Linked DNA regions of Homo sapiens: all the other regions are linked to region 2. A link is a contact called in ENCODE Hi-C or POLR2A ChIA-PET data. All regions are on one chromosome and are shown on one strand. Each heading gives the region's core, a stretch centred on a gene start or an enhancer-like site at or near the end of the contact. The rest is flanking DNA. Distances are from core to core; before and after follow the strand shown.

Region 1 (4,086 bases), core at 651-3,150, 2.9 Mb before region 2:
AATCTGCTGACAGAGCTACACCTTTCATAACAGGCTCAGATCACTCAGCTCCCTGTGACCTTTGTATTCACCCAGGCTTCCTTCTCAGTAGCTCTAGCTGGGGGAGGTGTCAGCTGGGCCCCTCCTGTGCTATCTCCCCAGAGGACATCCCTGACTCCACCCCTTTCTTCCTCCCAAACTCTGCACCTCTTCCTCAGCTGCTCCAGACCGGCCAGGGTAACCAGCTAACCATGCCTGGCATCTGGAAGCCAGCAGGCCAGAGGGTGGCCCAAAGGCTGATGAACGGTAGGGAAGGGTGAGCAGATTCCTATGTTGGTGGGCACCAATATTCCAAGGGCAGCTCTCTTTGCTGAATGAGGGCCTTCTCGTGAGGTACTGACAACACCAGCAACTCGAGAGCTGGGAAACTCAAGGAGGAGGAAGAAAATCAAAACCACCCTACTCCCTGGGGTGAGGAAAGAACAGGAGGGGAGGAGGAGGAGTGTGCTCTGCACTTGCCTTGCTCCAGGATGGGGTGGCAGCAGAGGAATGTCACAGGTCAGCAGCCTAGGCCTCCAGCTATAAATAGTCCGGAGGGCCCGAGAGGCTCCCGCCCGTCCAGCAGGGCTGTCAGCTTCCTGTGTGGCAGCACCTGGCACACTGGCTCTGGCCAGCATTATGCTAAAACCCTGTTACTCTCCAATGAACCAGGGAGGCGGGCTCCTCTCTGCGCCTATCCCTTGAGAATTCTGTCTTACCAGTGAAGGGTGGGGCTGCCCAGATCAGGCAGCAGGAGTGAGGGGCACAGTCACCCCAGGCCTTGCTGAGCCCAGGTCTGGGTACTGAGTGTCCAGAGCTGCCTCCCCAGGAGGTTAAGGTGGGGGCAAAGGGGAAGCTTCAAGCACTTTGCCTACTTTTGTTCACTCCCCAGTGCACTGTGACTCAGGCCTTCCCATCAGGCCTATTTGTCTACCCAATAAAGCGTGTTTTTTCCAGAAACAAGAAGAGTTGGGAGAGGGAGCTTCAGTGCATGTGGCAGTGCGTGTGCTGGCGCGTATCATTGCACGTATGTTTTCCCTCTTACCGTAGGAAAAATGAAAAAAGAAATCCCTCCTCCATAATCGCAGCTACTCCAGGGGTCAGCGGCGGTGCCCACTCAGTCCCCATCCCTCTCTCTCCCCTCCCGCCAGCGCCCCCTCCCGCCCTCGCCGCAAGCTGGCCCCGGCCTTGCCGGCCCTTCTTAGGGGCTTTATCATGCCTCCTGCAAGAATAGAGATCACACACGGGACGGAAACGTTAGACTCTCATCCCTTGTGCCCATTCCTTGGTCACGGGCCAAGCTGCCGCATCCTTAGCGGTCCAGGCATCGCGGTGCCCCTCGGGCCCCTACCTGGACTAGGCCCACAGCCGGGCTCTAGGGGGCGCGCGATCCACCTCCAGAAGGCCGGCTGCGAAAATCTACCCAGCTACTGGCGACGTCACCGCACCGTAGGCTGAGGATTGGCTGACTCTGATTTAGCATCCTAAAACTTCCGGTTCCAGAGCTTGGCTCGCCAAAGACCCTCCCTCGAGGGAGAGAAACCACAGCCCCCAGAATTCAGCGGGCCTCTCCGAGAGCACGGCGCGTCTGAGGATGCGTAGTAAGGATAACGGGCCCGGAAGCCGGAAGTTCAAAGCCGGCCTCCAGCCAGAGTGACGGCCTGCGCGGACTCCCGCCTTAGTGGGCGGAGTTGTGCCGCGTCTGATGCGCAGTTCCCTTTATAGCGCGGCAAGCCGAATCCTAGAGGCTAACCCGGCAGGTGGGAGGGAGAAAGTTGCTTTCTGCACCAATAGCTGAGGCGTTCAGGGTTGTCCAGGGACGCTACCCTCACGTGTCTGGTTCCGAGTGCTGCGTTCGGCTGTGCTGGGAAGTTGCGTAGACAGTGGCCTCGAGACCCTGCCTGCCTGAGGAGGCCTCGGTTGGATGCGAAGGAGCTGCAGCATCCAGGTACGCTGCCGGCTAGGGCCGAGCAGGGGCTGCCAGTCCCACTGCCTGCGCGCCCACCTGGGCCAGTCTCCGCTTGCCGCGTCCTCCCATCCCCTAGTCTGCAGGCCTGGTGCCCTTGAATTCACCCGCTTCTGTTGCGTTGCGGACCGCGAGCTGCACTGCTTCCTGCCCAAGCCCAAGCTCCTCGCAGCAGTAGGTCAGTCTTGCTAGAGCTCAGCGCTAATCCTGTCAAACCTCGACTCCTGCCTGGCGTCTCGACCCTCCACGCTCCAACTCTGCCTCTTCCTTGCTCTATAGACCTCTGCGTCCTGATAAGTGGCTCTCCGGGGCACCCTTCGTGCATATCGGCTATCCAGCTCCACCTCTTGACCGCTTTCACTTCCTGGAATGCTCTCACTGCTCCTCTTCTCCAGGCCATCCTTCTAAAAAGACAGTTCCACTCCCACCCCGATTCCCACCCCTACACCTTTCTGCTAAGTTTTCTCAAGCCCCCACCCTGTCTTTGAGCTGTTGTCTCTGAACTCTCACAGTGCCTCTCCATGAGACCATAAGCTCCTGTATGACAGAAGCCATGTTCTTTTTAGCGGCCTCCGTAGCATGATGTACGTTATGTTATGTTATGTTATGTTATGTTATGTTATGTTATTTTGAGACAGGGTCTTGCTTTGTCGCTCAGGCTGCAGGTGTGCGCCACCACGCCCGGGTAATTTTTAAAAAAAGGTTTTTTTTTTGTTGTTGTTGTTGTTGTTTTTAAATAGAGAAAAGGTCTCCCTATGTTGCCCAACCTGGTCTCCAACTCCTGAGCTCAAGCCATCCTCCCGCCTCGGCCTCCCAAAGTGTTGGGATTACCGGCGTGAGCCACCGTACCCGGCCGATGTACTACTCTCTAAGTGCCAAACAAAAAGTAGATAAAAGATGATGGATACCTTAAAAGCCCTGAGTTGACCACTATGCAGTGTATGCATGTAACAAAATCGCACTTCTACCCATACGTTTACGCAATTTTTTTTTTTTTTTTTTGAGACGGAGTCTTGCTCTGTCGCCCAGGCTGGGGTCCCGTGGCGGGATCTCGGCTCACTACAAGCTCCGCCTTCCGGGTTCATGCCATTCTCCTGCCTCAGCCTCCAGAGTAGCTGGGACTACAGGTGCCCGCCACCACGCCCGGCTAATTTTTTGTGTTTTTAGTAGAGATGGGGTTTCACTGTGTTAGCCAGGATGGTCTCGATATCCTGACCTCGTGATCCACCCGCCTCGGCCTCCCAAAGTGCTGGGATTACAGGCGTGAGCCACTGTACCCGGCCGTTATTTTATTTATTTATTTATTTGTTTGTTATTTTATTTATTTTTTTGAGACGGAGTCTCGCCCTGTCGCCCAGGCTGGAGTACAGTGGCGCGATCTCGGCTCACTGCAACCTCCGCCTCCCGGGTTCAAATGATTCTCCTGTCTCAGCCTCCTGAGTAGCTGGGATTACAGGCATGTGCCACCATGCCTGGCTAATTTTTGTATTTTTAGTCAAGACAGGGTTTTATCATATTGGCCAAGATGGTCTCGAACTCCTGACCTCAGGTTATCAGCCCACTTCTGCCTCCCAAAGTACTGAGATTACAGGTGGCTCACGCCCAGCCTTTTTTTTTTCTTTATTATCATTATTATTATTATTTTTAGAGACACAGTCTTGCTCTGCAAGTGCAGGGCCGTGATCACAGCTCACTGCAGCCCCAAACTCGTTGGCTCAGGCAAGCCTCCCACCCAAACCTCCCTAGTAGCTGGGACTGCAGGTGCATGTCACCACACCCAGCTATGGTTCTCAATTTTTATTCTAGCCTAACACACTGGAAAGATACAGTACACCTCCATCAGTGGCAGTGACTTGATTCAGCAGTGGTTTTCAACCAGGAAGGGGGATGTAGTTAAATGAAAAAAAAAAAAAAAAAAACAGGTGTTTCTGGAATTTTTTTTTTTTTGAGGGGTGGAGTTTCACTCGTTGCCCAGGCTGGAGTGCAGTGGCGCGATCTCAGCTCACCACAACCTCCGCCTCCTGGATTCAAGCGATTCTCCTGCCTCAGCCTCCTGAGTAGCTGGGATTACAGGCATGTGCCACCCCACGCCTGGCTAATTT
Region 2 (4,281 bases), core at 617-3,116:
TTAAGTATTCACAAATCTTAAGTATACGAATTCTAGATATACACCCATGTAACCACCACTCACATCAGGATACTAAGTAATCCTTTTTAAAATTTTATTTCAACTCATGACATTTCTCTGCCTTAAATCATTCCACACTTTCCCAATCCCCTCACATGATCAGCCTCACATGATCCAGCCCCTCTCTCTCAAGATTCATCCTGTACCACTCCTCCCTCCCCTGCCCTCACCATATTGCAGCAAACCCAACTGCGCATCCTGTCTTCTCCTAAACCTCTTCAGAAGACATTCCCAGGGATGGCAGCTTGTAATTTAGACCTCTGTCTGAATGTCACTTCCTCAGAGGTCTACTCTGACAGGCAATCTAAAGTTGCACCTAATAACTTATTACACCACCTTGTTTTAATTACTCACAGAATACTTGTTGTAATATTTTATTAGTTGCTTATTATCTGTCCTTCCCCCACTAGAATATAACCTCTTTTGGGACAGTTCTATTCCATGTTGTACCCGCAAGTGTCTGTGCCTGGCACACGGTGGGAAACAAAAATTTTCATTTAATGAATGAAATGGAACATCAGCTAGGGGAAGCATGAATAGCCCTAGTCTCAGAAATCCTAAAGGCCTAAGTTGGACTAAACCTAGTCAGCAAATTGGACCATTAAATGAGGTAAAAGCCCATGACAATTAAGTGTTCAGCATTTGTTACCTTCTTATTCCGTCTAAATATGCCTCATTAAAACCATTCTTACACAAGACGTTCGATTTGTTTTGCCTTTACAAAAAGTAATTTGAAAACAAACAGTGGTTGATGCCTGTAATCCCGGCACTGTGGGAGGCCTCGGAGGGAGGAATGCTTGAGTCCAGGAGTTCGAGACCAGCCCAGGCGACACAGGGAGACACACCGCCCCCCCCAAGCCCGCCACTCTGTCTCCACACAAAGACTTTTTTTTAATTAGCTGGTCCTGGAGGCACTCGCCTGTGGTCCCAGCTACTCAGGAGGCTGAGGTGGAAGAACTGCTTGAGCCCCGGAGGTTGAGGCTGCAGTGAGCCGAGATCGCGCCACTGCACTCCAGCTTGGGAGACAGGGCGAGACCCCGTCTCAAAAAATAAAAATAAATAAAAATAAAATCAGTGATTTCTGATGTGGCTTTTAAAAACTAGGCCGGGCGCGGTGGCTCACGCCTATAATCCAGCACTTTGGGAGGCCGAGGCGGGTGGATAGCCTGAGACCAGGAGTTCAAGACCAGCATGGCCAATATGGTGAAATATCCCGTTTCTACTAAAAATACAAAAAACTAGCAGCGAATGGTGGTGGGCGCCTGTAATCCCAGCTACTCCAGAGGCTGAGGCAGGTGAATCGCCTGAACCCGAGAGGCGGGGGTTGCAATGAGCCGAGGTCGCGCACGCCATTGCACTCCAGCCCGGACAACAGGAGCGAAACTCCGTCTCAAAAAAGTACATTAAACTCAGAATCTTCCCTTTCAGCACATCCATTTCGCCACACCCATCACCGGCTCCGTGCAGAGTAAGCAGAAGCAGCAGCGAAGCCCCGCCCTTCCCGCCACTCTTCCGGCAGGAAGTCTGTGCGTCAGGAGGCCGGCCAGGACTCAGCTCCAGCCCCGCGCTCGCGTGTAGCCCTACGTAAAGCGTGAGGGGTTTCGCGACAACCCAGGCCCCGCCCCTTTGGCCACATGTCGCGCATGTCTTCCCGTCGGACGGCGTGCCACCTCGCCGCGCAGCTTTACGAACCTAGAGCAGCGCCGCCCCGCCTCCTGTCTCCGTCCTCACCTCCCCGCCCCCTCCCAGCTTCGCGTCTCCTAGCTCGACGCGCCCGCTATAATCACGTGATTGCCTCATCCGGGTCTTTTGCGTTCTCTTTCCCTCTCCCAACATGGCGGCCTCAGGTGAGCGAGCAGCCGAGCGCGGCCAAGGACTGGGCTCTGAAACCCCCCTCCGAGCGTGATCCACTGATTTCCTGAAGTCGGGGAATTGCTGGCACTGGTTCCTTTCTGAATTGAGGGCTGCGGCAGGCTGGCGGCGTGGCCCTGTTAGGTTACTGCCTCTGGATGTTTGGGGGGGAGGGGAAGGACACCTTCCCCTCCCCCTCACACTCTTTTCACCCTTTCTGCGCGAGATTGGAATAGGCAGTAATGGTAGACTCTGGCTTGAATTGGGGAAGGAGGCGCAGAAAGGTGTGCGGGTGGTGCGAGGCCTTTTCGTAGACGTGAATCACCGTGCCCGCGTGAAGGCGTGGAGGAAGGAAGGAGGCGGTTGCTGCGCGGACGAGTGCACATTAGACTACGTCTCCAAGGCGCGAGGCTGTAGCGGACCGGAGTGGGGGGTAGGGGAGTAAGTGTGGTGGGGGGGAGCAGTTGGAACGCGAGCGCGAGTTGGTGGAGGGGCGGGGGAAGGCAGCGGTGCGCGTGCGCGGTAGGAGACACGAGGGTAGTAGAGACGGGCGCGCCTTCAATGCGTGCGCTAGAACCCAGATGGGAAGCTTTTTAACGCGCCTGTGTTGCGCACTTATGTCCTTTTAGGTTGTCTCTTCCCTTTCTAGAGTGTGGGCCCTGTGCCTGTATTCTTCTAAGGGTGTGTGTGTTAGCCTTGGAGGTTGGTGCTATTGGCGTTAGATGGGGGTGGGGAATCCAGTTAGGTGCGCCCACGTGTTGGAGAAGCACCGGTGTGCACCTAGATTTCCTTCTAGGCTTTTTTCTCATACTCAATTGGAGGCATTTTTTACTCAGCGCAGCTATATGCCAGGATCAGGTTTCGCTTCCGGCGCTTCCATGTTGGTTGAATTTGGATAGCTCCAATGGTAGATTTCAGCCTTTTTTTTTTTTTTTTTTTTTTTTTTTTAAGGTAACTGTGCAACTACCAGCAGGTACTTTTAAAATAGTGCTTACTAATGGCTGGAGTTGCTTACTTCTTTAGACAACCTTGGAGGGGAGTATCAGTGCCTTGCAAGTCTAATTACATTTCTAATGGGCTTATAAAAGCAGTGATGACCCAACATCTTGTAGCATTGATTTTAGTTTGAGGAATATAGTTTGTTTTCTCTGGCATGACCTTGCATTCTTCAAAACATTATTTGAACTTCTATCTCTGGGTGCTCATTTCTTACCTAGTAATTCATCGTCTCTATTACAAAGAAGCTAAGGGTTTTGGTTGGCTTTGGAAAATGTTGAGAAATTTGAGGTGCATTTGAACATCTTTCATTGGTGTAACGCTTGACAGTTGACCAAGCACTTTTGTGCATGTTGTCTCCTTCCATCCTGAGGTACTGCAGAGAGCTAGTGGTATTTCTCAGCTAAGGAATATTATTTAAGGCCACACTGCTCTCAGCTGGCAGAGCAAGGTCATAATCTTTGAGACTCCTTAGCAACTTAAAAGTATCAAGGTGTCATCATCAGTTTAGGACGCTGCCCGAAAGCATCTGAAGTTTACAAAAATGTTCATATTTTTTTCTCCAGTGGGCTAGTAAAAGTCCTAAATATATTTTAAACTAACCATTGCTTAAAGTACTTACTTGGTCTGGATTTGCCACCTTAACAGTTTAGTATCGTAATTTAGTGAAGAAAATCTGTGTTTTCTTAACTTTTGTGTAATTTTTAGAGGCGGAACATAGGACAGCAATTCATGTCCTTCGTTTTACCGAGTTGAGGGAAATCCAGACTGATAAAAGGGATTTACTCTGACGTCCCATTCTCTTGTTCTTCCATATTTACTCTACCCCCTTGAAAACCCTCATCTCCTTTAATTCACTTCAGTAAATCTTTTTAGCTGGTACTGGTATCTGAGCACAAGTCACATCTTTCAGTCTGTTCTTGAGGAATCTGGGGTTTATCGGATTGTTTCCCCGCTCCTCTTTCCAGTCACACTGGCTTTGTGAAGTAACCAGTATTCCCTGATGTGGGAAATGGATGTTATGTGTTCTGTGTGAAAATACATAAAACAACTTCATACGCCTCTTTTACTGTTAAATGAGACCAAAAAATTCTTTGCAGCAATACCAGTTTCCAGTGTGATCCATTATTGACCTTCAAGAACTAAGGTAGGTCTCAGAACTAACTATAGAATGAGGATAGTTTGAATTCCTAGAAACTTGATACATTGAGCCAGTACACTTAATTCCTTGCTTTGCTTCTTAAAAAGAATTCTTAAAGGCCGGGCGCGGTGGCTCACGCCTGTAATCCCAGCACTTCGGGAGGTCGAGGCGGGCGGATCACTAGGTCAGGAGTTGGAGACCAACCTGACCAACATGGTGAAACTCTGTCTCTA
Region 3 (4,129 bases), core at 393-2,892, 2.5 Mb before region 2:
GGGATTACAGGCACATGCCACCATGCCCAGCTAATTTTTGTATTTTTAGTAGACGCGGGGTTTCACCATACTGGTCAGGCTGATCTCCAACTCCTGACCTCAGGTGATCTGCCTGCCTCGGCCTCCCAAAGTGCTGGGATTACAGATGTGAGCGACCACGCCCGGCCTTGACTTTTTTTTTTTTTTTTGAAACAGTTTCACTGCGTTGCCCAGGCTGGAGCGCAGCCGCCATGTTCTCAGCTCACTGTAACCTTGGCCTCCCGGGTTCAAGCGACGTTCCTACCTCAGCTCCCCCAGGTAGCTGGGATTACAGGCATGTGCCACTACTCCCGGCTAATTTTTGTGTTTTTAGTAGAGACGGGGTTTCGCCATGTTGGCCAGGCTGGTCTCGAACTCTTGACCTCAGGTGATCCGCCCACCTTGGCCTCCCAAAGTGCTGGGATCATAGGTGTGAGCCACTGCACCTAGCCTTGGACCCTCTTCATATTAAATTAAAATTAATGTTTTTGGAACACCTATTAGGCCACAGAGTGAGGAGGATGAGTTAAAGTAAGTTCCCTCCTTGTAAGTAGTTAGAAGTATAGAAAGAAAGAAGTGGACCTGCTCTCTATTGTCTTTTTCTTTTCTTTAGACGGAGTGTTTGCTCTCTTGCCCGGGCTGGAGTGCAATGACGCGATCTCAGCTTACTGTAACCTCTGCCTCCTGGGTTCAAGTGATTCTCCTGCCTCAGCCTCTTGAGTAGCTAGGAGTACAGGCATCCGCCACCACGCCCGGCTAATTTTTGTATTTTTATTGGAGACGGGGTTTCACCATGTTGGCCAGGCTGGCCTAGTACTCTTTTTTTTTTTTTTTTGAGTCGGAGTCTCGCGCTCACGCTCAGGCTGGAGTGCAGTGGCGTGATCTTGGCTCACTGCAAGCTCCGCCTCCCGGGTTCACGCCATTCTCCTGCCTCAGCCTCCCGAGTAGCTGGGACTACAGGCGCCCGCCACCACGCCCGGCTAATTTTTTGTACTTTTAGTAGAGACGGGGTTTCACCGTGTCAGCCAGGATGGTCTCGATCTCCTGACTTCGTGATCCACCCGTCTCGGCCTCCCAAAGTGCTGGGATTACAGGCGTGAGCCACCGCGCCCGGTCGGCTAGCCTGGTACTCTTAACCTCAGGTGATCCACCAGCCTCAGCCTCCCAAAGTGCTAGGATTACAGGCGAGAGCCACCGCGCCTGTCTTTTTAAAAGCTAAAACTGAAACGGAAACAGAGCTCCTGGCAGATAGGACCAGGAGCCACAGCGAAGGAGGTGGCCTGTGATTAGGTTTTTATAAATGGGCAGGTATTAATCAGGGAAAATGGAGTAAAGGACACGATAGACATACATTGCTAAGTCTAGTATTGGAAAAAGTAAGGCCTGGGACCCCTAAAAACTTGCTCGAGAGTGAAAGGTAAATGCTATGTGTCCACACTACTGTGGTAAAGCCGACAGTCCATACCATGAGCCCATTTCGCGCAGGGAAATTCGAGTGGTGGGCTTGGGCCCGTCGTTCTGGTAGCTTCCCAGTAGAGGGCGCCGTAAGCATATGCGTCTTCAGCCTGACTGGGCTGGAGAGGCGGTGCGTCCTCCTGGCCGGGGGGCGGGGGCCGTCGCGCTCACGTGACCTTTGCTCATGGCGGCGGCGGCGGCGGCGGCGGTGCTGGTGGTGCTCGGCGGCCGGAGCCGGATCCTGTAGCCGGGTGTGGGCCCGTGTCTGTCCGTCCCTCCTTCGGCCCCCTCTCTTGTCTTCCGGAGTGTGGCTGGCGGAGCTGGGATGGCGGAACGAGGCCTGGAGCCGTCGCCGGCCGCGGTGGCGGCGCTGCCGCCTGAAGTGCGGGCGCAGCTGGCGGAGCTGGAGCTGGAGCTCTCGGAGGGTAGGAGCCGGGCCGGGGAGAGGGCGCCCGGGGCCCTGCGGATCGCGGCGACTTGGGAGACAGGTCCCCGCCGCGCGCTCTGGCGGCCGTGCGGCGAGGGGGACGAGGGTGTAGAGAACCTGGCCTGGCGCTCCACGACCGTTTTCCCTCCTCTCCCACCCCATTAAGTGGTTTCCTGTGGCTTTCATTGTTTTCCCATGGAGGGGACTAAGTAAGGGCTTGTGGAAAGGTCCTCCCGGGCCCACACTGCTTCTGCGCTTCCTGCCCCCCAAAACCCGAGACAAAGCTGCGCCCTCCCGCTTCTGCCCAGGCGTCTGGCCCAGGTGGGGTGAGGGGTAGGGCTGCGAGGAGGGTGGCTGACAGCTTTCTCCTTTCCTCTCCCCTTTTCGTGGAGGGCTCCACGCCTTGTTCCAGCCCCCCCTTCCCCCTTTCAAAAAGAGACACATGGGAAATCCGCAGCATCATTTCTTCTCTTTCCTTTAACAATGCGCGATGCCTCCCCAGTGACAGGAGTGAGACACAAGCGGGTGAGCCATTTAGGGTCCTAGGAAGATAAGAAGCAATGGCATTAACCCAGAGAGACACACGGTGCTGCTTTTAGACCACCTTTGTCATAAGAAGTTTTTTTTTTTCCTGGTGCCTGTTATTCGGGCCGAATTTTCCGCATCTGGTCACCTTTTGGAGTCTTTGATGAAGGAAGGAGAGGAGGCTACCGTTTACTTGCAAATCCTGGCTGGCATTCTTTCTTTTGACAATGGATTGGGACAGGGAGGGTTCGATTTATTTTCAGAATTAAAAAAAAAAAATGGGATAAATCAAGCCACTGTTATTAGAGAACTCCTTGTACAACAATGAGAGAAACACAGTGCTCCGTTGTGGGCATGTGATCAGGCTTCTGGGGCAGTTGTGATCAGTTCTGTGTAAAGTTCCTGTTTTTATCACTGGCTGCCCCTGAGACAAAAGCAGCATTTTCTCCAAGCTTGATACCAGTACTTTGATTGTGTCTCCAGAGTTGCATATTCTTACTGAGTTCCTTGTGGAAGGCCCTCTTCACTAGCATTTTTCAAGTGGATCAAAAACTCTTGATTGGAAAAGAAGAATGTGACCAACTCCCAGGAGCTTATTAAACATTACTTATTGTTTACTTATTAAGGCATTATGGTTCCCTCCCCTCTGAGAATCCTTTACAATGAAAAACCAAAAATAGAGTTGAATGTTATAAATCCTGTTGGGCACTGAAGGAAATAATTATTTTTAATAACCCTTTTAATAACCCAATGTGTAGGAAAGTGCTGTTTTTACCTGTACTTAACTATCAACATGTTATTTTTCAATTAATCCAATTTTCAAGTTATTCTTCGGCCAGTCCCGGGAATCACTGGTATTAGATTAGTTTGTTTCTGTGAAGTGTTTAAGAAGATAGGAATCCTCTGGGTTTGTCTGCCCAGTTATACCTTAAGTTCCCCCCGCTTCGAAAATCGAGGAGCTTTTTGCATTACCATCAATTCTGTCTCTCAAGATAACTCATTCTTCTCCTAGACTAAAGCATTGACATTAAATCTGTGTTGACTTGCATTAAAATCTGACTTTTAAAACTGCTATTTGAAAGTAACAAATCATCTAGCTTTGATTAGAGAGAGGTTTGCCTGGATGCTTGCGTCAGAGGGAGATTAAAAATAGGAGTTGATTGCTTTCACACGGAGAGGGAAATCCTGGAAGCTCCTTATTCTGGGTATATCTGCTTCCAGCTGATTGTTGTTTACATCTCTGGGTGTTTCTAGACATCTCTAGAATGTCTAGAAACATTCTGAGGAACTATTTCTAGGACCCACACTGATTAGCTCACCTCTCTCTCCTTCAGAAAGGTGTGAAACTTCTACAAATTGTGAATGCCAAGGCTTAAACATTTTAAGGACAAGTGCATGGTTTGCTTTCCAATGAAGGATTATTTTGGTTGGCATCTGACTTGGTTTGAATTTGTTTCTTATAGATATACTACACTTCTTGTATTTCATTTGTTTTAGCAATGGATGACTGGAAAAAATACAATTGAAAAACTTGGGCCTGCAGTGTCAGCATATTGGTCATCTTTCTTGCTTAAAGTACAGGGGATGGTTGGCTGGAGAAGTGGATAGACATTAGGAATTCAAGTGAAGTTAAAATAATCCAAAAGTCCCCATATCTGTGTAGTATGGTGTTATTTGTGATGCCTGTAGCATATTTGGAGCTAA
Region 4 (4,306 bases), core at 39-2,538, 2.1 Mb before region 2:
CTGAGGCTTGTCCTTTAAAAGAAGGGCAGCCCACAAACTGACTTCCTTGAGCCAAAAATTGTTTTAAAAGGGGAAGTACAGCCCAAAACAGTGATTTTAAAATATCAACAAAAAGAGTCAAATTCTGTAAAATATTTAAAGAGATTTATTCTGAGCCAAATATGAGTGACCATGTCCTGTGACACAGCCCTCGGGAAATCCTGAGAACATGTGCCCAAGGTGGTCAGGGTACAGCTTGGTTTTCTACATTTTAGGGAGACATGAGGCTTCAATCAAATACATTTAAGAAATACATTGGTTCAGTCCAGAAAGGCAGGACAACCCGACGCGAGGCAGGGAGCTTCCAGGTTATAGGTACGTTTTAAATTTTTCTGGTTGACAATTGGTTGAGTTTATCTAAAGACCTGGGATCAATAGAAAGGAAATGTCTGGGTTGCAATAAGAGTTGTGGAGACTGAAGTTTTATTATGCAGATGAAGCCTCCAAGTAGCAGGCTTCAGAGAGAATAGATTGTAAATGTACTTAAGGTCTGCGTTGATGTGAATGCCGGCTTGAGGTATAATGAGGCATATCTGACCCCCACTTCCCCTCATGGCCTGAAACAATCTCTCAAGTTAAATTTTAAAAGCGCCCTGGCCAAGGAGAAAGTCCATTCAGATGGTTAGAGGCCTTAGAACATTATTTTTGGTTTACAAAAACGTTGAGTTGTGAACACTGAGAGCCTCTGCCCAGAATGTAAAAGAGAGAATTCTTGCTGACTGTGGCCGGGCATGCATGTCCTTTCACTTCCTTTTTTTTTTTTTAAAAAAAAAAAAAAAAAAAAAAAAAACAGGGTTTGGGCGGGGGAAGTAAGGGGGATGTGTTATGATAAAGGGGCCTTGGCAGCACTCTTCTGGTGTGGTTTGACCAGGCTCCACCCACGAATTCTGTTTTCTTTTAGAGGTCACTGGAGAGCCCGGTGGGGTGTAAGTACACTGCGCTTATAAAACTCTAGCAGGAAGCTAGCAGCTGTCTCCAAACCCAGAGAAGGGGAAACAGGAATCGATTAGGAATAAAGGATTATAATCCACTTTCCTTCTGAGGAAAAGCTGGGAACCTTCTCATTTTGCCTTATGAAAACTAAGCTGAATCGACTGCTGCCAAACATCTATTAGGCAAAATTGGCCTCTTGCCCATGATTTGACTTTCCAGCACAGCCAGTTCTTTTTCTCCTCTGCAGCTGATTGGCTCTGGAGTGTGGCCAGAAGCCTCTCTCCTGCAATTAAAGGAGTCGGGTCTCTAACTGTTGATCTGTTTTTTTCCCTTCTGAGCAATGGAGCTTACCATCTTTATCCTGAGACTGGCCATTTACATCCTGACATTTCCCTTGTACCTGCTGAACTTTCTGGGCTTGTGGAGCTGGATATGCAAAAAATGGTTCCCCTACTTCTTGGTGAGGTTCACTGTGATATACAACGAACAGATGGCAAGCAAGAAGCGGGAGCTCTTCAGTAACCTGCAGGAGTTTGCGGGCCCCTCCGGGAAACTCTCCCTGCTGGAAGTGGGCTGTGGCACGGGGGCCAACTTCAAGTTCTACCCACCTGGGTGCAGGGTGACCTGTATTGACCCCAACCCCAACTTTGAGAAGTTTTTGATCAAGAGCATTGCAGAGAACCGACACCTGCAGTTTGAGCGCTTTGTGGTAGCTGCCGGGGAGAACATGCACCAGGTGGCTGATGGCTCTGTGGATGTGGTGGTCTGCACCCTGGTGCTGTGCTCTGTGAAGAACCAGGAGCGGATTCTCCGCGAGGTGTGCAGAGTGCTGAGACCGGTGAGTGAAAGGGTGTGAGGAGGACTAGTTAGTAGCAGCTATTATCATAGAGGGCAGGCCTGTCAATTTCAGGTGGCTGAAACATTTTAACATAAAAAGTAAACTACTAGAAAATACTGTAGAATTTTTTAAAATTTTAGCGTGGGAGAGAAGCTATAAAGAGAAAGATTGATAAATCTGAATATAAAAACTTAAAACTGCTATAAAGAAAAAACCTCCTGGCCGGGCACAGTGGTTCACGTCTGTAATCCCAGCATTTTGGGAGGCCAAGGCAGGCAGATCGCTTGAGGTCAGGAGTTCGAGACCAGACTGACCAATATGGTGAAACCCCATCTCTATTAAAAATACAAAAATTAGCCAGGCATGGTGGCAGGTGCCTGTAGGCAGGAGAATCGCTTGAACCTGGTGGGGCAGAGGTTAAAGTGAGCCAAGATTGCACCACAGCACTCCAGCCTAGGCAACAGAGTGAAACTCCATCTCAAAAAAAAAAAAAAAAAAAAAAAGAAAGAAAGAAAAAAAAGAATAAGAAAAAAAAACTCCCCAAAACAAAGTTAAACTACAAAACAAGCTTGGAAAAAATATTTGCCAGGGATGATAGACAAAGGGTTAACTTCCCTCATGTTAAAAGACATTACATGTCAATAAGATCAATATTTTTCAATAAGAAAAACAAAAGGGAAAATGGGCAAATAACAGGAACAGAAATGTAAACCAATTATAGGACAAAAGTGCTCAAACTTAAAGAGTTAATTAAAGGAGATACTAATTTTACCTATTATACTGTTAGGGACTTCTTTTAAGGTCAGTATAGGGTTGGGGTGGGTTTAGGGGACTGGACACCACCATACACATTAGAAGAGGTACCCTCTTTGGGTGGTATCTGATAATATCAAAATTTAAACCACACATACTCTTTTATCCACATGCAAAAACTTGTCCATACACAAGAATATTAAGTAGAATTTGTAATTGCACAAACTGGAAATAACTGAAATGTCTATCAATAGGATGCTATGTAAGTGAGTTGTCATATTGTATAAAGGAACACTGTGCAGCTGTCAGAAAGAACAAGAAGAGTTATCTGTGCTGATACTTAAAAATCCCCAAGGGATAATGTTTAATGAAAACAAAAAGCAATCAAGCCACAGAATGTTAGGTAGAGCGTAGGCCCACCACATGCCCATTGTGTGAGGCAGGGAGAGGAGATACATATATGTGTATAAGTTAATGGGAATGACAGACAAGTAACTATTAACAGTGGTTGCCTTTGGGGAATGGGATTGGATTCAGGGAAAGAATTACTTTTCATTTTAAACCTTTCCGTAAAGTCTGTAATTCTTTATACCTGTATGTAGTTTTCACATATTACCCTTATTATTTTTAGCTAGTTTAAAATCGTTTTATATTCTGAACAAAGTTGAAGATATGGATATCTTAACATTTGAATTTACTCTTCTGGGGGAAAGGCATGTTTTGTAATCCCCAGTTTTCATTTTTTGTTGAGACAGGGTTTCCCTCTGTCACCCAGGCTGGAGTGCAGTGGCATGATCACAGCTCACTGCAGCCTTGACCTGCTGGACTCAAGCAATCTTTCCGTCTCAGCCTCCCCACCCTCCCAGCAGCTGGGACTACAGGCATGCACCACCACACCCAGCTAGTTTTTGTATTTTTGTAGAGATGAGGTTTCGCCATGTTGCCCAGGCTGGTCTCAAACTCCTGGGCTCAAGTGGTCTGCCCACTTTGGCCTCTCAAAGTGTTGGGATTACAGGTGTGAGCCACCATGCCCAACCATCAGTTTTATTTTCTAATAGAGGAAGTTCCTCAGGAAGAAAAGAACTTGGAGATAGGGTTTAGGGAAAATCATACAATCCTGTCTTGGCTCAATATCAGAGTAGTAAATAAAAAAGGACTGATTCTTATACCCAAATGCTGGGTTCTTATATGCTAAGACTGGGCACCAACTGGCACATTAGTAGATGTTTTGCTTACAGTGTTACTAATCTCCCAACACCGCTGCAAGGCAGGTAATTATTATCTCAGTTTTCCAGTGCCAAAAATCAATTGAACTCTTAAAGTTATCACATTCGTGATAGTCTTCCTTAGCTCCTGCCAAGCACCCACTCTCTGCTGGATATAACAAGGGAACTTTATTACATTTTCATTTAACCCTGTCAACAGTCCTCTAAAGTACATATCTTCATGTTAGGACAAAGAAACAGACTCAGAGAGATTAAGGAATTTGCCCAAAGTTACACAGCTAGTAGACATGGCTCTCTTTAATGCAAATGCAAATATTCCTTTTTTTTGAAACAGAGTCTTGCTCTGTCGCCCAGGCTGGTGTACAGTGGCATGATCTTGGCTAACTGCAGCCTCCACCTCCCAGGTTCAGTGACTCTCCTTGCCTCAGCCTCCCGAGTAGCTGGGTTTACAGGCACATGCTACCACGCCTGGCTAACTTTTATATTTTTAGTAGGGATGGGGTTTCACCATGTTGGC
Region 5 (4,701 bases), core at 1,107-3,606, 3.0 Mb before region 2:
GAATAAATGAATTGAGCATTCCTATGGACAATATTTTTCTTCAGGTGACTGTTTTCCTTAGACTAGATTTCCAAGGCTAGGAGTGCTATATTAGGGTGTAAAAACATTTTATGGCTCTTAATAGTGCCAAAAAGTTTTCTAAAAGGGATGTACTAATGCACAGTACTTTCAACAGTGTATAGGCTTACCAGACTCACCAGTTATCTTTTTAAGTTCTGTTACCCCAAATTAACTGCACATTCTTTAAGACCAAATAAGACTGTCTTCTACTTACACTTTGCACTTAAGAAATACCTATTGAATGAAAGTAAACAGGCCAGGCATGGTGGCTGACGCCTCTAATCCCATCATTTTGAGAGGCCAAGGCAGTCTGATCACTTGAGGCCAGAAGTTCAAGACCAGCCTGGCCAACATGGTGAAACCGTATCTCTATTAAAAATAAAAAATTAGCCAGGCATGGTGGTGCACACCTGTAATTCCAGCTACTCCGGAGGCTGAGGCAGAAGAATCATTTGAACCCGGGAGGCAGAGTTTGCAGTGAGCCAAGATCGCACCACTGCACTTCAGCCTGGACCACAGAGCAAGACTCCTTCTCAAAAAAGAAAAAGAAAAAGAAAAAAAAAGTAAACTAGTACAACCTTTATGGAAAACAGTATGGAGACTTCTCAAAGAACTAAAAATGGAACTACCATTCAATCCAGCAATCCCACTAATGGGTATAAGGGTAAGAAATCAGTATATCGGCCGGGCGTGGTGGCTCATGCCTGTAATCCCAGCACTTTGGGAGGCCGAGGTGGGCAGATCAGGAGGTCAGTAGATCAAGACCATCCTGGCTAAAACGGTGAAACCCCGTCTCTACTAAAAATACAAAAAATTAGCCGGGCGTGGTGACGGGCCCCTATAGTCCCAGCTACTCGGGAGGCTGAGGCAGGAGAATGGCGTGAATCCGGGAGGCGGAGCTTGCAGTGAGCCGAGATCGCGCCACTGCACTCCAGCCTGGGCGACACAGCGAGACTCCGTCTCAAAAAAAAAAAAGAAATCAGTATATCAAAAAGACCCCTGCATTGATATATTTATCACAGCAGAATTTACAGTAGCAAAGATACGGTATCAACCTAAGTGTTCATCAACGAAGGATTGGATAAAGAAAATGTAATATATAGACAGACATACACCACAGAATACTACTCAGCCATAAAAAAGAATGAAATCACGTCTTTTGCAGCAACATGGATAGAACTGGAGGCCATTATCCTCAGTGAAATAACTCAGAATGTCAAATACCGCATGTTCTCACTTATAAGTGAAAGCTAATCAATGGGTACACAGACATACAGAGTGGAATAATACACACTGGAGAATACAAAAGATGGGAAGGTGGAGGGGGCTGAGGGTTGAAAAACTACGTATTGGGTACAATGTTCACTATTTGAGTGATGGGGACACTAAGAGACCAGACCTCACCACGACGCGATATATGCATGTAAGAAATCTGCACTTGTACCCCCTAAATATACAAAAATTTTTTTAAGTCCCCTCCAAAAGATAAATACTTATTGAATGATTAAGCTACAGGAAAGGCGCCTTCTCTAAACACCTACAATAACTCGGAAAGCTTATTTACCCGACACATTAGAAAGATAATGCTTTCTTAAAAAAAAAAAGGGCTTATCTACCCACCTACCCCCACTTTCCGACACACACCTCTCGGCCTACGGATGAAATCCTGTGAAGAGAAATGTACGTGAAAGTGTACAAGTAAGGCCTCGTTGTTACTGAGGGTAAGAATCAGGATGAGAAGGACAAGATGTCATTGCCTTGCCTTGCCTCCCTAGACATACGAGACCCACGAAGTAGAGGGGCTCCACTGCAGGCCGCCCGGGCCTCTCAAACACCAGGGCTCTTCCCTTCGAAAACGATGGGGTGTCACTCCAACCACTCTTAAACTCGTATCTGACTGAGAGACTCTTGTTTAGGATGACTCCTGCCCTGGTCCAGCCACCACCTCAAAAAGACGCCCCCGGCTTTCCACAAAACCCGGCGCCAAGACAGAAGCCCCCGACCCTCCCAGGCCGCGTCCATTCGACCTGCCACGACCCCCACCCCAGAAAAGCCCGAGTGGAGAGGCTGTGGCTGCCAGCCTGTCCCGCTGTCCCGCTGTCCCGGACCCCCGCGGCGGCCACGGCTCACCACACGAACACTCTGCTTCCTATCACAATCCAGCGGCAGACGCACCTGGTCTGGCACCCCCACTACTCACTTCAGTCAGCCTGGCCCCACCTGGGCCACCCTTCACTTCGCTCCGCGCCTCACCCAACGGCAGAGCAGCGCCGCGCCCACAGCTCCGGTTTGAAAACCTTCACCAACCAATCACAGAGAAATTTATTCCTCCCGCGCCGTCCCTCTACGGTGTGACGTACGCGTCAGGGCCACGCGGAGGTGACGGGAACGGGAATGAGCATGCGCATTCTGACAAAGCGAAGCCAAAGGTGGCCATTTTGACTAATGTCAACGGTTTTTCGGTTTTTTTTGTTTTTTTTTGCGGTGCCCTTTCCGGAAGTCATTCAGGATGCCATATTGACTAAGGGCAAGTGGTACTTCCTGAATGCGAATTATTCTTGGTCTCACTGTCTGCGGGACTAGGGCCCTTGGAAACGATTAACTGAACAATGTCAGCTCTCACAGTAGAATCAGAAGAATACCAGGAGTTAGAACAGCAGTTAGTTTCAAGCACATTCACTGAGCTATATTATCCCTTCCATTGATGTATCCATTCAGACTTTTATTTGACACACATTGAATGAGCCCACATCATCACAAGCACTCCACTGGGAATCGGAAAAATAAAGATGGTATGGTCTCTACTGTCCAGTAGCTACGAATGGAGGCGATAGCTCTAGAAAACAAAAATAAATACAAAATGAAAATAAAATACTATAATTCCATTTAATAAACGTTATTTAGAACTTGGCATTGTGCTAGCACAGGAGCTTTCATGCTTTTTAAAAACTCTGGACCCACAGTGAGAAATACATTTTACGTTGCAACCGGGTAATGAAAACTCTGCTCATCCTTACTACATGCAAAGTACCCAGAACTCACTACTCAACAACGCATGGCTACCCGCAATTTGGAAAAATACTGGCTGGAGCATACAAGAAGCGCTGTGGTTTAAAGGAAAGATCACTTACTGTCACATTGGTCCTTAATTTAAAAAAAAAAAAAGAAAAGAAAGATCACAGATTTGGGGGAGGGAGATTAGGGAGATGTTGGTCAAGAGATATAAAATTTCAGTTAGAGGAAAATTTAGATCTATTGTACAACACAGTGACTGTAGTTAATAACAAAGTATAATGCATTTGAAAATTGCTAAGAGTAGATCTTAAATGCTCTCACCACACACCTCAATAAAGTATGTGAGGTAATGGATATATTAATTCGCTTGATTTAGTCATTCCACAGTGTATACATACATCAAAACATCACCATAAATATATAAAATTGTATTTTATCCAAAAATCACATCACAAATTTTGTAACCCGAAAATTTGACTCCACTTTTATTTTAGAGACAGGGTCTTACTCTGTCACGCAGGCTGGAGTGCAGTGGCACAATTATAGCTCACTGCAAATATGAACTCCTACACTCAAGGGATCCTCCCTCATACCTAGGACTACAGGCACATGATCAAGGTAATTCTTTTGCTTGTTTGTTTATCTTTTGTAGAGAAGGGTCTCACTATGTTGTCCAGGCTAGTCTTGAACTCCTGGCCTTAGGTGATCCTCCCACCTGAGCCTCCCAAAGCACTGGGATTACAGACAGTAGCACTCCACCTGGCCTTGAACAATAGCAGGCGTTCGGCTGACCCACCCATATTATCACTTTTTAATACTTCTGTACTTCACTTCCTCCAAGTATAATGTAGAAATAATAATCCCATCTCTATCTCACAGGTTTATTCCCAGATCGACTGAGACACAGTGTGGTACACTATCAAAGTTTATACTTGGTAAACTGCAATACAGATTATTATTAATATTATTAAGAAAGGGATGAAGAAAGAAAATATGAACTGTGCATTTGTTATCCCATTTAATCCTCCTAACAACCTTTCAAGGTCAGGAGCATTCATTGATTGCATTAGCCTGTGCCTGCTTAGATACCTATAATAAAATGAAATAAGTAGTAGGACAAAGACATGTATAAAGTACTTTAGGAGCACAGACAAGGAAGCAATTAATCCTATCTGGGGAGTGGGAGTGTTAAAAAAGCCTGCAGAGACTGATCTGAGCTGGGTCTTGTGTGAATAGGAATTTACAGGAGAGAAGGGAATGGAAAATTACTGGCAATAGGAAGATCATGTGACCTCTGAAGAATGAGGCAAGCATATATTTAATAAATACACAAGGCCAGGCACAGTGGCTCATGCCTGTAATCCCAGCACTTTGGGAAGCCGAGGCGGGTGGATCGTGAGGTCAGGAGTTCGAGACCAGCCTGGCCAACATAGTGAAACCGCATCTCTACTAAAAATACAAAAATTAGCCAGGCGTGGTGGCAGACGCCTGTAATCCCAGCTACTCGGGAGGCTGAGGCAAGAGAATCGCTTGAACCCGGGAGGCAGAGGTTGTGGTGAGCCGAGATCATGCCACTGCACTCCAGCCAGGGCAACAGGGCGTGACTCCATCTCAAATCAATCAATC
Region 6 (4,391 bases), core at 690-3,189, 2.6 Mb before region 2:
TCAAGTGCTAATAAGGGACACGAAGAAGAGATCTGTAGAAGCAGAATCTTTGAGAAAACCTTATGGAGAGAGAAGGTTGATTGACAAATGGAGGCAATCCAGGTAGGGGCAACACCTTGAGCCATGGCTTTGGCGGTGAGTGCTAATGAGTTTGCATCTTAGGGGGAAAGTAAGGAGATTGGTTTAATCACTGAGATGACTTCACGGGAATTTACTGAGGACCACATTAGGGTGGGCCTGAGATAACAGATATCAGCAATTTGGTGGTGGAATTAATTTGGTATCTGAGGAGATTCCATTTGCGGCAAAGCAAGGAGGATTTCATGAGATCAGAATGGCAAAGTCTTGAAATCAAGTAACAGTGGTTTGGTGAAAATGAAACCTTCACTTTGGGAAGATTTTTTAAATAATAGAATGGAAAAATCCATTGGAAAAGATCAAGACATGATTATTTCATTTTTATTTATTATTATTATTTTTTAGAGACAGAGTCACACTCTGTCACCCAGGCTTGAGTGCAGTGGCGTGATCTTGGCTCACTGCAACCTCTGCCTCCCAGGTTCTAGCAATTCTCCTGCCTCAGCCTCCCACGTAGCTGGGACTACAGGCACACACTGCCATGCCTGGCTAATTTTTTGTATTTTACTAGAGATGGCATTTCACCATGTTGCCCAGGCTGGTCTTGAACTCCTGAGCTAAGGCAATCCACCCGCCTCGGCCTCCCAAAGTGCTAGAATTACAGGCGTGAGCCACGGTGTCCGGCCAATTTTTATTCGTTACTATTATTATTACTATATTTGAGACAGAGTCTCACTCTGTCACCCAGGCTGGAGTGCAGTGGCGCGATGTTGGCTCACTATTAACTCCACCTCCTGGGTTTAAGCGATTCGCCTGCCTCAGCCTCCCGAGTAGCTGGGATTACAGGTGTGCACCACCACACTTGGCTAATTTTTGTATTTTTAGTAGAGATGGGGTTTTACCATGTTGGCCAGGCTGGTCTTGAACTCCCGACCGCAAGTGATCCGCCCGCCTCAGCTTTCCAAATTGCTGGGATTATAGGCGTGAGCCACCCTTCCCAGCCAAGACATGATTATTTCAAAAGATGAGTGTTTGAACTAGGACATACAAGTGGGAGCGATCTATCCTACTACATATTGCTAAAGACAATAAGGAATTTGGACCATCTAACAAAAATTATAGATAATTTTAAAAATTTTGTTTTTATTGTATTTCGTTTGAATTAATGACAGAACGTCAAAGAAGACACTGTCCAGATTAAGTGTTATTACTGGTATATTAAGCGGTGACATGGGTAATTAATTCAAATGAGCCTGGGGCAAAGTTCTTTAAAGGGAAACCCGACCTCCTAGAGGGCTTCTTCAACTGTAAAATGGGGATGATAATAATAGTGTTTATTGCATAGAATTGTTTTAAGATCAATTAACATAAAATGCTTAGTATAGTGCCAAACACAATGTAAGCATTTAATATACATTAGCTGCTATTAACATATTTGCTAGTATCATAGTTTTTTGTTTTTTTTTTCTTGTCTACTTTTCTTCTGTGAGCCACCACTTTTCGGCAGGGTTGGTTTGTTCAGTACACTTCGCCAAGGTCGGCTTTAAAAATCAAATCTAGATTGTGAACTATGAAAACTGCGGAATTATCAGTGCTGTGTAGCTATCTGACAAGTGATAAAATGTGTCATTACGATTTTTACACATCCCCGTGCCACAGAATGGCGTCTCCTTCTAATCGTTCCCCCCGACAGATGATAGTACATCCCACACTGCTGCTGGAAAAGATAGTGCAAAAGTTGAGCGCGCCGAGGGCTCTCTTTTCTCCCGGAAACAATTTTTCCCTAGACCCGGAAGCAGTTGTTGTTTCAAGGGAGGTGGGACTGGGCGGGTCAGGCCGCAGCGGCTGACGGCAGGGGAGGAGCCGGGTCCACTGCCGGGTGGAGGGGCAAGGCGAGTGTGTGTCCTTATCCTAGCAATTGGGGCGCGGGCCTGTGAGCCAGTTGGAGTTGCGGCGGCGGGAACGATTGGGCTGAGCAGAGGACGACATGTTGCTTTTCGTGGAGGTGAGTGCATTATGCTAGTCTCGTCCTGCTCTTAGGAGAGCAGGAGTGTAGAGGCGCCGGCCGGTCCCACCGCCATGTGACTTTCCGGGCCGTACACGCCGCGGAACCGGCAGATAGGCTGACACAGCACCTGGGCCGAGCAGGCCTGCAGCTTCCCTCTGCGCGCTCACAACACTCTAGGAAGCTATGGGAGGTGAGGCCCGTAGTGGAGAAGAATTGAAGGAGAAAAACGGAGGGCTGTTCTGGTGTGGCGGTGAGGTTCAGAGGAAGGGGAAAGTGTCCCATATGGACCTCCTAAAGGAGGCAGCATTGGGGGGTTGGGGGGCGGAGTCTGAGGGAGGAGAGGGTAATCAGGTGGGCGCGTTCCGGGGGCCGAGCGCGGCCTCGCGGGGCCCCTCTGGGAGGGAGGCGAGCAACATGTGGGGCCACGGATGGAGAAAGGTGAAATGCGGTAAGTATTTTGAAAAGAAAATTGAAAAGTTCTTTTGAGCAACTTCCACCAAATTCTGCCCGGGCCCCGTCCCTAGGTCTCTGGAACGTTCTGTGGGTGAAAGCGAGTTACTTTGAATCGAGGAGAAGCCAGTAGGGTTTGGAAGCCTTGAAAGGCACCGCTTTGACCTTTTGTAAAAGTTACTCAAGCAGCAGCTGCGTGATGAAGGGTTGGTTCTATGAACCGATTAAAAGCCCTTTACAAGGAAAATTCCAAGAATGAGGGAAACTTATTCCGGGAAAAGCCGTTTTTTGTAATGTTATTTGAACAATGAGACACTTTTATTACTTAAACTAGAACGTCTGCTGTTGGCCTATTTTAGTTTTCAAGATAGAGTTGGATACCTGCCTTACAGAAATACGAAATTTAATTTCCCTTAATTCTGTCCTCTTGTGTGCAGTGAGCGTCAGCTGACTGCCTGGCTAATGCTTTGAGTAGATTCCAGATCATATTGTTCTTACATTGTGAAAACGTCAAACCAGCAAAGCTGCAACTTCGCAACTTGGCATTTGTTAACTATGCCCATAAGAAGAATCTTTTCAATGAGGGAAGGAATTTACGGGTTGTATAATGAATCTAGGAGCCGGGGCCAGCCTATGGCAGATTTTTTTTTCCGGGTTGTGGGAAAATCTTACTCCGTAATATTCCAGCATAAAGTAAATAAATGATTTTACGGTTTTTTTTTCTCTTTAAACTAACTGATATTGTGTCGCCGATAAGCTTGATATCTTTAAATTAGTTTTTTAAAAGACTGCTACATTAGAGTGTATCTAACATTCATAATAAACATTCATTGGAACATTCCGGGGAAATCATGAAAAGACTTAAAATTACTGAACTCATTCTGTTTACTGTTTTCTGTCCTCATTGTTGTTTTCCTTAGGCAGAATAAGAAATCAGATAAGATTTTAAGCCAGTGCCAGCCAGTTTTTTTAAGGAATGTTATGCTATGTAAATACCACAGGTTTTAAGTGTGTGTTTTGCTGGGCAGAAGAAAGATTGTGAAGTTTATATTGACAGGAACTCCACAATATACTTTTGACTTCCAAATTGATTCCTTTGGCTTTATTAAAATGTAAGTTTTAATAACAGCTCCATTTATTGTTTAAACTAGGTCTTCTCCTGTCTCTAAAGCGATACTTAATATGTTTTACAGATGACAAAACCGAGCCCCAGAGGTTAAAGTAACTTTACTTAGTAAAAGTAAAGTAGTTTAACTGGGATTTAGATCCAGGTCATGCTGATGTCAAATCATGGACGGGATGTTAGCAATTCAGGCCTGTCCGACTCCCCAGGTTAGACAAATTCTATCGTATCTCTCGCCAAACTAGTGTTTAAAAGTTGTATCTCCATTAATCATTTTCTTTGTGAGTCACTATGTCATTCTTCATTTTCTCATATGAGTTTTATTGAAAATTAACTGTCTTTAAATATTTGGGGCTGAATATGTGGTATTAAAATCAGTGAAAAACAACATGTTGGTCGTTTGGCGTTTTGTTAACTAATATTTGATCCCTGTAACCTCATGATAGAGGAATTATTCTCAGTGAGAGAACCAAAGCTCAGAAGTTAGATGTCTAAGGTCATTCAAGTGTAAATAATGTGGGGGCTAAAGTCTGAAGTCTGACTTCTAGAACATAAATTTCTGGCTTCAAAATTATTTTTGTACTTTCCCATAAGTCAAAGGTTCTTAATCTAGGTTTTTGGATAGAATTGAGGAAGTAAGTACCTAAGCTTGGTTGAGGAAAAAAATTTGCGTGTTTATTTTCTCTAGCTTCTAACTGAAATCTAAATGGAAAAGAAGTGAAAATTCTTTAA

Evidence for each region. Hi-C counts contacts between places; a loop is a spot of excess contacts on that map. ChIA-PET counts read pairs that join two places held with the same protein, here RNA polymerase II (POLR2A). Pooled maps may share reads with other maps.
Region 1: a pooled map shows a loop between it and region 2 (17-fold over the local background). The contact joins the promoter of COX14 here to the promoter of EIF4B in region 2. A Hi-C loop is called at or near these places in 8 of 50 pooled maps. POLR2A ChIA-PET finds 5 or more read pairs at or near these places in 2 of 52 experiments (CD4-positive, alpha-beta T cell and activated naive CD4-positive, alpha-beta T cell).
Region 3: a loop to region 2 is called in a map of CD4-positive, alpha-beta memory T cell, with 11 times the contacts of the local background. The contact joins the promoter of DIP2B here to the promoter of EIF4B in region 2. A Hi-C loop is called at or near these places in 1 of 168 maps with a recorded cell type or tissue (CD4-positive, alpha-beta memory T cell) and 5 of 50 pooled maps. POLR2A ChIA-PET finds 5 or more read pairs at or near these places in 1 of 52 experiments (K562).
Region 4: a pooled map shows a loop between it and region 2 (11-fold over the local background). The contact joins the promoter of TMT1A here to the promoter of EIF4B in region 2. A Hi-C loop is called at or near these places in 1 of 168 maps with a recorded cell type or tissue (heart right ventricle) and 5 of 50 pooled maps. POLR2A ChIA-PET finds 5 or more read pairs at or near these places in 1 of 52 experiments (activated CD4-positive, alpha-beta T cell).
Region 5: a loop to region 2 is called in a map of CD4-positive, alpha-beta T cell, with 13 times the contacts of the local background. The contact joins the promoter of RACGAP1 here to the promoter of EIF4B in region 2. A Hi-C loop is called at or near these places in 1 of 168 maps with a recorded cell type or tissue (CD4-positive, alpha-beta T cell), 2 of 37 single-sample maps with no recorded cell type and 5 of 50 pooled maps.
Region 6: a loop to region 2 is called in a map of B cell, with 19 times the contacts of the local background. The contact joins the promoter of LARP4 here to the promoter of EIF4B in region 2. A Hi-C loop is called at or near these places in 2 of 168 maps with a recorded cell type or tissue (B cell and CD8-positive, alpha-beta T cell) and 9 of 50 pooled maps.

The regions. Positions count from the first base shown.
Region 1 is chr12:50,110,336-50,114,421 of GRCh38, forward strand. It overlaps COX14 (cytochrome c oxidase assembly factor COX14), which reads left to right and starts at 1,901. Exons shown (of 2, transcript NM_032901.4): 1 at 1,901-1,966. GPD1 (glycerol-3-phosphate dehydrogenase 1) reads left to right here. Exons shown (of 8, transcript NM_005276.4): 8 at 1-978. RefSeq lists enhancers at 1,341-1,390, 1,451-1,710, 1,931-2,170, 2,181-2,230.
Region 2 is chr12:53,004,590-53,008,870 of GRCh38, forward strand. EIF4B (eukaryotic translation initiation factor 4B) reads left to right here and starts at 1,867. Exons shown (of 15, transcript NM_001417.7): 1 at 1,867-1,907. The coding sequence starts at 1,895. RefSeq lists enhancers at 1,238-1,981, 1,982-2,725.
Region 3 is chr12:50,503,343-50,507,471 of GRCh38, forward strand. DIP2B (disco interacting protein 2 homolog B) reads left to right here and starts at 1,643. Exons shown (of 38, transcript NM_173602.3): 1 at 1,643-1,898. The coding sequence starts at 1,799. RefSeq lists a silencer at 1,946-2,055.
Region 4 is chr12:50,923,727-50,928,032 of GRCh38, forward strand. It overlaps TMT1A (thiol methyltransferase 1A), which reads left to right and starts at 1,289. Exons shown (of 2, transcript NM_014033.4): 1 at 1,289-1,810. The coding sequence starts at 1,313. RefSeq lists enhancers at 403-612, 1,626-2,169.
Region 5 is chr12:50,023,138-50,027,838 of GRCh38, forward strand. RACGAP1 (Rac GTPase activating protein 1) reads right to left here and starts at 2,357. Exons shown (of 17, transcript NM_001319999.2): 1 at 2,261-2,357. RefSeq lists enhancers at 2,220-2,309, 4,169-4,463.
Region 6 is chr12:50,398,946-50,403,336 of GRCh38, forward strand. LARP4 (La ribonucleoprotein 4) reads left to right here and starts at 1,940. Exons shown (of 16, transcript NM_052879.5): 1 at 1,940-2,083. The coding sequence starts at 2,066.